2 separate regions of the Homo sapiens genome follow, and region 1 is linked to region 2. The links are chromatin loops, found by intact Hi-C in ENCODE. Cell type or tissue: endothelial cell of umbilical vein. All regions are shown on one strand. Links, peaks and the distances in the headings refer to the core of each region. The heading gives the core; the rest is flanking DNA.

Region 1 (5,386 bases), core at 134-5,133, 240 kb before region 2:
GTCACAAAGATAATACTTGTGTTCTAGGCTTTTTCACATTTTAGTGAAACATATGCTATATATCACTATGTCCCAAGCAATACATTTTGAGCTACAGTATAGCTACAATTTAGCGAACCACTTTATAACAGTTTTACTATGTTTATCTAGCGCACACGGCCTTGTTTGGAGCCAATGCATAGTTTGTCAACTGTACTACTTAAAAAAAATCTGTTACCTTCACCCTCAGAAAGTAATAGTTCCAAAGGAACTGTTATAGAGTGAGTCTTATAAATTCTTCTGTGTGCACATGTCATTCATCCCCAGAGGTCATTTAGAGCCCTGAGACTTACTGTGGCCAAATGTGTTGTACAAACTGCTGCAAATCCTTGGGAAATTTAAATAAGAAAGGGTTTTATATGCATTTTATGTAGGGAGCAAGGTCCATGTAAAATAGAAGTTGGGACAACATTGGAAGTTGTGTGCTCCCTCTTAACCTCGTCCTACAAATTCGCAGATGCTGGAGAAAGAACAGCAAAATTTCCTCCAGGTGCTTTACAACCACCAGATTCAGATTTGCCTCCCTTATCTTTTTCTTGGCTCTCCAGCATCACAAATTTGACACAGGTGTTCCCATGCACCACCCCCACACATACTTTAAGAAGATGTGGGCATATATTATCTTTGTCCACTTTTAATTTCGAAATGATCTTGCAAAGACCAAACCCACAGACTCTTGTGGAGGAGATGGACAGTAACCAGCAGTGATGGATCTGTCTGGTTGTGCAGAGCATGCTGTGGGAACCACATGGGCTGTGTGTTGATCTCTGTGTGGGCACCCGCTTCCCTCCTCCTCCAACCTGCCCCCTTCTCTGGACTGTCTTCATATCACTGGGAGAAAGGCAGTTCACGAGTTGGATGTAATGCATGCTATCTGTTTTTATTGTAGAGGTTTGACTAGGACCGAGTAAAATCCTTAGGAGGCCCCCAGCACAGAAGATAGTATTACATGCTGCTCCTGTACACCCCAATATATAATTCAAAATGACACAAAATTTAAATTTATATTTAAATTAAAGTACCTTCTTCAAAATATTTCTTTGGAATATTTTGATGTCAAAATTTTAAATAAATTTGTTAAAGATAAGCTTTTCTTTTGGGGTGACACATGGAATCCAAGCATACACTTAGTAAGACTTATGTGATCCAGCATGGGGTTGGCCCCAGATCCCTCCAGAACACAATTCAAGATTATTTCATAATAGAAGTGATGCCTGACACAAGTCTTGTAAAATGAGCAAAGTGTTTCCAGCCTTTTTAAGTTTGCCACTTATACTGGGAGGAGAGGTTGGGCTGGACTGCAGGTGCAGTTGGCAAAACTGTCCTGTCAATGCAGACATAATTCTGGGAAATTACCAATACCCTGGACAATTTGCAGTAAATTTTTGCCAGGTAGATAATTTATCTGCTTTTAATATCTCTTAGTTGAGGTGTTAAGAAATAGCAGAATGCCCCAAGGATTACTGATAGGTGGTGAGAAGGAATTTGAGGGGAGTCAGAGACAGGGCAGGTTGACAAACCGGACAGTCACCTGCTGAGTAATTAAATAAAGGTTATGATTTATTTTAATGTAGTTGCAAAATATCTGGTTAGGGTGTGTGTGTAAATATATGTGTGTGAGAGACAGACACACACAGACACAGGCAGAGATGGAAGAAGCCAAAAGGTGATGTCCACAATTAAATTTAGATTAATATTTGCTGGGATTTTGATTGGATTTACTTTCTGTCTTGAAAGAGATTAAACTTTAACAAAATGCTTTCCAGTTCTTAAACATATATAATTATCTATTTTTTAAAAAAGGTATGGTAAAGGTCTTAATTTCTGCCATCTCATTCCCTCTGGTTAAAAAAAAAAGAAAGAAAGAAAAAAAATCACCCAGCAGAGCCATCTATCTTGTATAATCATCCTCATAAACCCCTAAAGTATGCTTTGCTCCCAAAACATTATTGGCATGGATCCTGGCATACAATCATCACACCAGTAATTACAGCTGTTAACTGGAATATAGTCGTTAGTATTTACTAGCCTCTATTATGAACACATAAATCATTTCATAAAACGGTGAGTGGACACATTACTTGTCGTTTTGTTTATGTTAGACATTCTCTGCAGGTATTCTACATGAAAGTTAAAGCATTCTGAGGCTCTTTTTGTAGACTGTGCTTATCATTAATAGAAAGCAGCATGTGTGCATCCTGCAAGCCCATTTCCTTATTTAAAGTGGGCATCCTTCCTCTGCTGAGATGTGCTTCCTCTTTCGTTACAAGACTGAAGATCAAGCCTTTGTAAACCCTTAAAGGTACATCCCTTCCAAATGACCTTTTGTCCTGAGCGACGAAGATGTATTGTTTAGTCCACTCAGAATTACATGGGGTGTCCTAAGAATTTTTGTTTTGGTTAATTAAATTTGGAAATGTGTCATTTTTTCCTATTATAAAGCATAAATGAAAGTCCAGTCAAATTGATTTTAGAGTTCTGGTAGATGAGATAATTGCAGAAGCTAAATGATTTAGGGTTTAAAAATGTGTTTAGCTTTTCTTCACTTAGAGAAACTTAAAACATATTTAACTTAAGTGAACTTGTCTGTGCTTCTTTTAATCTTATAAGGTGAGTTTATATCAATGTCATATGCTAAGCAGTCTTATGAATTAAACTAAATGGAATGAGGCGCTGTTTGTGTGAACAAAAGTATTCATTTTACACATAAAGATGTTTGTTCAAAGAAGCTAAAATGGAGATCTAAATCAGAATTCATTGAAATATGTAAGATATTGTTTTACAAGCTAGATTTTTTTAAGGCGGGCCCTTTAATAGTAGCTTTCGCCAAGAGTTCTGTTTTTCTTTAAAGTTTTGAAGCTTTTTTTAAACCTTTGTTCAAAGAACTATAGACACTAGAATTTTTTTAAGAGTCCAAAAGTGTAGAAGAACAGGACTCTGCAGTGGCAATGAGTTTATATATTGTATCATGATAGAAAGCCAATTTGATTAATATGACAAAACCTCCATTTTCTTCTACTGTACATGTTCAAATTTTGCAGATCATTTTGTGAAGTTTTTACTTTCCGTTAAAAATATATTTTTAATAAAAACTTTTCATAAACTTTATGAAATGTAAATTTATGGCTTCTTGCTGTGTCTGTATTATTACATGCTATTTACCCTGTTTTCTAATAACTGTCTTGTACTCTGCTATTTCCTTACATTTGTTTCTGGAAGAATCTTCCTTGCCTTTAGCTGCCATGTTCATAGAGCAGTAAGTTCTGCTGTTGTTTCTCACTCCTGCCAAATATGCTTATCATTATGTTGATGATTTCTCTTCCTATTCCAAACCCTAACACTTTTCTCCTGGACTTGCAAGAATTTCTCCCTCCATCTCTGCATATTTTATATATTCAAATAAAAATCTTTCAAATTCCCTGCTTTAAAATAAAATCACCTTAGCCCCTTTCTGAGCATGCTAAACTCAAAGGAAAAGAAAATATTAATTAAGCCCTGGGTTGCAGAGCTTTCTACCTGTGAATCTCTCTATATCTGGCTGCCTTTTTTCTCCCATTACCTTCACTTGTTCTGCCCATGCAGCCAGTCTCACACAGAGAATGTCCTTGCCCAAAATGTGTTCGCTCCTTCCTCTGGCTGTGTCCACCTGTTCCACGTTTTTCTCCAAGGACTTCATTCTCCCTCGCTTCATAAGATCAGAATGCTACAACTTCCAGAGTACCAGCCAGGGTCCTCTTCTTCATGGAGCCATTTAGACACAATGATCTTGTTTCAAACTATATTCTCTGGTTCCTGTTCTTAGTTTACCATTATGCTTTTGATTATGTACATGCTAAAATGTATTCCATAATTTCTGGGGGATTTTTTGGTATATTTTCTTTGATATTATTATTTCTTATATGATCTGTGTTCCTTGGAAAATGTATTTACCTCATTTCCTATTTCTTGGTAACATCTCAGAATTAGTACAAAGGTCTTCATGTGGGCAATATTCAATAAACTAATGAAGCTGTAATAGTCAAGTTACAAAGTATATAATTTCGGCTTGATTAATATGCACTGACATCCCACTTCTCTATTGCTCTGGCAGCTGGCTGCCTCATCCACAGACACTGGGTTCTATGAAGTTCACTTTGCTCTGTATCCATCAGCATTATCCAAACCAGGCACTGGGAGGAATTCCCAGGAAGTTTTGAGAGTGGCTGTGAGCACTTTAGGAAATGTTCATGCTAAAATTAAAACAATTTTTCTGATAACATGTACAAATTACAAAACTGAGATTCACAACAAGTTTCTGTCTATGGCCAGTGACGTAGAAAATAAAAATGTCGATTCAGCTGCTGGTGGTTTTGAATATCATGCTAAGAGAAACGATGTGTGCGTTAACCCTTCTCTTTATGTCTCGTGTAAATTGCAAAGATCTTTCTGCATGACTTGGTGTTATTATTATCCTTATTTTCCACGTCATTAAGTCCATGACACATTCTGAAGATACTTGTGTGAGGACTGGGAAAGCAGAACAAATGGAACCTCATGAATGGAGAGTGAAGGTGTGTGCTTGGGAACTAAGACTAGATGGAGCTTTTTGAGTTTGAAGTGAGAGAAGCTGGGAGGCTTTCCACACCTTGAGATAAAGAGCGAGCCACATGGCCAGAAAGCCCAGGGGGTCTCTGGCCTAGGACCAGGTGGTGGCCTTTGACCTCCCTTTGCCTTTTGAGCACCGTTTTTGGTGGGTATCTGTTGAACTAAAGTAATTGTTCTTAGAGTTAAACCTCTTACATTAAAAATATAGTGAAACTTGAGTATTTGAGTACAATGTGCTAAGGAACCTTAAAATTAATTTAAAAAGTTATTTGGTAATGTAAAAAAGTTCTAAGGACTATGTGGCCATGTAGCAGTTAAAAATCTTTTTTTTAACAAAAAAGATGTAACATCTTAGAGAAAGGCAGACATGATAATTTGCCATGTGACTGTTAGAATAATCTAATTTACAGAGCTGATTATTCAGGCAATTTCCTATGTCGGTTTTTTAGGATTAAGAAAGAACTTGCCCTCTTTGTTTCCATTTTGTATTCTGTACATACTGAGTTGAGCTTGAAGCATGTATTCAGATTGCTGGAGAACATACTGACTTAGCAGCTGGCTACATGGTATATACATCTTTATTCATTCATTTATAGACCCAAAGGTTAAGGTACAAGTATTAGGAAATACTTTCTTTTTATTACTCATGCAGTATGTTAGTTTAATTTACTTGGATAATAATAGCTGTATAATGTTAAGTGAATGCTTGATTTGATTTTTTTTTCAATTACAAGGAGAAAGAAATCTTCCACTGTGCATGTAT
Region 2 (5,386 bases), core at 281-5,280:
TATATACTATATATAACCGCTATAGAAAAACTATAGAAAACCTCGATATGTTGGAAAATTTGGAAACTTCATGTAAAATTTGCCTCATGAAATTTTTATCTGCTTGTTTCCTTTAAAACAGGTAGGTAAGCCAACAGCAGCTACGAGTTTAGGTGCTAGAGTCAAAGAGTTTTAAAAGCCAACTTCACTTTCTGTGTGAATCTGAACAAGTTACTCAGCCTCTCTACATTTCACTTTTGCTTCTTTATAAAATAAAGAAAATAGTAGTGTCTGCCCTACTGGGCTGTGGTAAGACCATGCCTAACTCCCATGGAGACTTTGGAGGCATTCAGTAATTGTGAGCTCTTATTATTATTATTGCTAATTATTGGCTCATCTTCTTTTTGAGAAGAGGGGCTTGTCTAATAAGCCCTAAATGCTGAAAATTTCTTTCTGAGCTGTCATACTGGAGTGTGACCATTTATTTCTGGATTTCTCACCAAGTGAGTAGGATTGATAAGATTGTTGACAGAAAGAGTGAGGTTTTCGGGATGACTCTGAAAATGTGAGAAGCAGTTCATCAAAAATAATAAGAACTTTCATAGCAATAAATGCAATGTCATATATTTAGGAACAGAAAAATGTATCTTTATGAATACGAGATGGGGAAAGACTGATAGAATATACCAGAGTGGATCACAAATGATAGAGGCTCATAAATATAAGTGTGATATTATTTAAACAGATATGCCACTTCTTTAAATGCTAGCATAATATTTAGCTATGCTACCAGCAGTAAGATACAATTAGAAAGTAATTTTAGGCTGGGTGTGGTGGCTCACACCCACAATCCCATCACTGGGAGGCTGAGGTGGAAGGACCACATGAACCCAGGAGTTCAGGACTATCCTGGGCAACATAGTGAGACCCCATCTCTACAAAAAAAATACACAAAAATTAGCCAAGTGTGGTGGCATGCACCTGTAGTCCCAGCTACTAGGGAGGCTAAGGTGGGAGGATTGCTTGAGCCTGGGAGGTCGAGACTGCAGGGAGCCGTGATCGCACCACTGTGCTCCAGCCTGGGTAACAGAGCAAGAGCCTGTCAGGAAAAAAAAAAAAAAAAAAAAGAAAAAAGAAAAAGAAAAAATAATTTTTTGTCAAGTTCTATCTAACTTATATAATAAAGAATTTGGCCTTTGTCCTGATTCCTAGGAGGGAGACTACATCCTTGGCATTTCCTAAGTAATAGGAGCGTCTCTGTAATTCATGGTGGGCCCCTGTATGGTTTCAGGGTGGGGGCTGGCCAAGCTAGATAAGCCAACCATGGGCTTAGAGAGTCAGGGCCTTGAGCCAAGTGAGGTCAGCATACGGCCAGTGGTTCAGTCAGTCATGACTATGTAATGAAACCTCAATAGAAACCCTGGGCAGTGCAGCTTCTGGGTAGTGAACACGTTGATGTAATAAGGGGGTGATGCATCTTGAGCACATGGAAGCTTTGCCTTTGGGGCCCTTCCAGACCGTCCCCTGCTGTCCCTTCATTTGGCTGGTCCTGAGTTGTATCCTTTCTAATAACACTGTCATTACATGACTATTGTGTCCTGAGTTCTGTGAGTCATCCTAGCAAATTATGAAACTTAAGGTGGAGACCCCTCAGGTTTATAACCAGTTGGTTATAAGTGCAGGTGACCTGGGGACCCGCAAACCGGGGCTGGTGCCCGAAGTGAGGGCTGTCTCGTTGGGGATCATGCCCTTCAGTCTGCAGAGTCACTTCCTAACTCCAGGTGGGTAGCAGCAGAATTGCTTTGCAGTTTTACACTAACACATAGAGGAAAATGAAAGGGTGTCCAGAGATCTAAGTTAATTAATTTTTTTATTTTAACTAAAATCCAACAAATGGCTTTTGAAAGAGTTAAAATTATTTGACCTAAAATATAGAGTTCCATTAACAGCATTTGAGCCAAATTCCAGCATTTGAGAAACTTGGATATTTCTTAATGACTAGATTGAAGGTTAGCCCTAAATTAGAGGTTTGTGAAAAAGGAGAATTCTGACAGAAGCTCTTTTTCTCTTACCTGAAGTAATGAAGTCATCACCTGCAGGTCTTATTGTTCCCCTTCCATTGCTAGTGTAATATCAGAAACTACCTCTTTCTTGTAACTATTTCCAGGCAGATCTTCCCAGACATTTCTGCCAGGAAACCCCAGGATAGTAAAGCCTGTGAATGAATTGATGCATACCTCTTAGGAACCAACAAAATGCCCCCAGAATTAAGCCATTCATGTGCTACTGCCTCCCTTTAACTCTTGTCCCATTGCTTTTTAATTTTGAAGAAATTGAAGAATCTATTGGAGTACACAGTACGCGTAAGACATCCTTTACCTGTGCAATTCTGCCCTGCATTCTTTAAGCCTGCCTGTTCCTCCACCTCCCTGGTCTGAACTCTGGATCGCCCTCCCGACTGTGGCCTTGGTCGGCTCCCAGTCTTTGCCTCTGTCTCCCTTACTTGTGACTCATGGTTTCCTCTCTGTGCCTGTTTCTGGCTTGCTTGCCAAGCCTTTCCTCATTGCCTGTCTAACCTCCACATGTTAATATTCCAATTTGACATCTGGGCGACTGAGAGCAAGGGTGAGCAACCTGCCAAGGCTGCACGGTGGGCAGTGGCAGGTCTGGGCTCCCAGTCTGCCTGTCTCGGGTTGCCTTCTCCACACTCTCCCATGCCACCTCCCACTAGCCGCACCTCCAGCACCAGGCGGAGGTCCACATTTCAGTCCTGTACACACTCCTCTTTGAAAAATGATGCATTTGCCAGCAAAACCTTAGGGTTAAAAAGTTTACAAAAGTGTGTGTGTCCCACAAAAAATATTCCAAACAAAATCCCCTCTTTTCTGTATTTACGCATTTCAGGCAGCTTATGAAATTGATGTGGGCTTTGTTTCTACTCTGCAGTCTGAATTCTGTCTTTGGTGTCCAGGAAAATGTTTTTATACCTTCTTCACATTAAAAATGTTTCAAGTATCCAGGACTTGTTCGCTCTCCTTTTTCATGTATTTAGATGAAGAGACTTTGCATATTAATTTTGTTGTTTAAAAAAGAGTCAAACCAATTGATACTAAAATTAAAAAGCTAACAATTTAGATCCAACAGAACATTTCAAGATCTGTTTTTTCCCTTACTGTAAGTGAAATTCCCATTAATGGCAGCCAGGCCTGAACACCGATAGTGAATGGGGCCTCTCGTGTTCTGAGATGGACTTATCACATGGTTAGCAGCTGGGATTTATGTGGAGACTCATTAAATAAAACAGCAGTGGCAGCTACCTCCTGCTGTAGTACACTTGGAGGTACAGTACCTGAATTTTTCCAATCCTAGCTGGTCCTTTATACTTTGTTTTATGTCTCGCTCATTTTTCTGACTGGTCTTGACATTTTCTGACCTCACAGTGCTTTTATTATTATTTTTATTGCTACTAGAACAATGATAACTCATGACTCTGATTTATATGATGGCAGCTTAGCCAGGGGAGAGATTAAGGCATACCCAAAAACATGCAGTAAATGTTCAAGTCTATTAGCCTTTCGCTTTTATTAAGTGGGAAACTTTAGTTTTGTTTTGACACAGATGAGTCTGGAGAGTCATGAGTGGCTGCGGGGCTGAGCTTGCTGATGGGCCCTTGGCTGTGGGTACGCGCTGGCAGAGTGGCGCGAGGCTGTAGGTACGTGTGAGGTGGCTCATGGTCACAATCCTGCAGTCAGCTCACTCACTTCCGTTGTACATTTTGAGTAACTGGTAGTCATTCTTTTGTTCTTTTCTTTTCCACTGTAATCATAGTTTTCAACTTACTGCAGTGATAAAAAAAAAAACCACAAATTACTGACAGATTTCCTTGATTTTAATAATTTCGCTATACAACTGTCTCATTTAGGAGATGCCACAGCTCCTGCTCTCATAACCAAAACCAGGCTCCTGGGAGTGTGGGCAGCATTGCTTCGAGCTTCCAGGCCCAGAGACTTTTTCAGGCCTCTGTTGTGCTCAGTCTGTAGGGAGGAGACTGCCCAGCGCCACTCCAGGTAGTGCCTGAACCATCACAAACTCAGGGCCAGAGTTCAGTTCATTTGGCCCCAGTGTGTGGCCCCAGCCTGGGATGCTGAGGTCCCCTCCTGCCCATGAAGCCTCTGCTATGCTTGCTCAGGCTGTGCGAGGGGCTTGTCTTAAGTCTTTGCATCCTATTCCCAGAGACTGGAGTCCCACTCTTTCCCTGGCCTGCTGGCCTTGGTTCTTACTGGTGCTTGCCCATAGCCAACCCTGCTTCCTGTGCTGCTTCCCTCAGCCGAGGCTCTAGACCTCCTGGATGCTTTTTACTGAGGCATTGCATTTCCATCTTTCTGGATCACAGTTATCAACCTCATTGATGGCTGCAATTTAATGAATTTTGGTGATGAACTGAATTGAACTGTAAATGATAAAACATTTTCATGGAGTTATTAAAATCACATCATTCTGCATAGATTATATGACCTTGAGCTTCACTAGAAAGACTTTCCAAGACCTTCACCGTCTCCAAATTCTCGGACGGCACTGGAATATCACGCTGAAGCAGCAGCACGCTGGTTTTACGTGAATTTTTTTTTCCTTTACCGCTGTCATATTTAACATCTCACTCCTTAATATTTCAGATTTCTGACTAAGAACCATCTCTGCTGAGCCTCTTCTCCTCCTCCATCAGCACTTGCATTGGAATTTATTTCCAGGAGCATTTTTCACAAAGGAAATGTCATCCCTTCTTGGGAGTAAGAGGGTGCTGAATGGTGCGCAGAAAATGAGCACTGCTGAAGCTCACAGAGATGAGCTCTACCAAGCCACTATGGCAGATTATGCTCTAAATACGACCACATTGGAGTCCCACATGCTCTTCCAGAGCCTTGCTACCCCCATCAGGAGATGGAGCCTCCTTCCCTGCCGAGGATGCTGGGCAGGATGGTCATGGCTGCCCAGATGAAGAGAAGACAGGGCTGGTGCTGAGGCAGGTCGTGGCAGGCAACACTGCCCCACCTGACTTGCTCTCGTGGGATCTAGTCATTGTCCTGGGAGGATGCCCAAGGGGGCCCACGTGGCGAGGGCTGCGTAGAAGGGCCTGGAGGTCAGCACTGACCTCCAGACATAGGAGTGAACGGCCTTTCCAACAAGTACAGCTGCCAGCTGTGGAATCTCCCAGCTCAGGCCCCAGACAACACCTCTGTCCAAATTGCGGGCCCAAAGAATTCATGACCATAGGAAATGGTGGTCTTAAGCTACCAAGTTTTAAGGCAATTTGTTCTTGCTACTTGTTAGAATTTTTCTTGACCTACCATCTAGAGCTCTTTTTTATTTTTTACATTCCATGCTGAAGATTTATTAAGAGCACAAATAA

The links. A loop is a pair of places that touch in the nucleus more often than their neighbours do. Peaks named below come from ENCODE experiments on the same cell type or tissue, not always from the same donor. Only the 100,000 strongest peaks of a DNase experiment are listed, where the experiment ranks them.
Region 1: it touches region 2 in a loop (2.2-fold over the local background); 1 of 110 quality-filtered maps calls a loop at or near these places.

Annotation. Positions count from the first base shown.
Region 1 is chr6:2,025,510-2,030,895 of GRCh38, reverse strand. The region is part of intron 4 of GMDS (GDP-mannose 4,6-dehydratase); the gene reads left to right. Among named protein-coding and RNA genes, the nearest start is that of GMDS, 220 kb to the left of the region's middle. In endothelial cell of umbilical vein, for the core only: no CTCF peak of the experiment used is centred there; a DNase peak (open chromatin) is centred at 2,275; H3K27ac peaks cover 706 bases.
Region 2 is chr6:1,785,253-1,790,638 of GRCh38, reverse strand. All of the region lies in intron 7 of GMDS (GDP-mannose 4,6-dehydratase), which reads left to right. Among named protein-coding and RNA genes, the nearest start is that of FOXC1, 180 kb to the right of the region's middle. RefSeq lists an enhancer at 3,785-3,854. In endothelial cell of umbilical vein, for the core only: no CTCF peak of the experiment used is centred there; DNase peaks (open chromatin) are centred at 1,428, 2,508, 3,188 and 3,648; H3K27ac peaks cover 3,374 bases.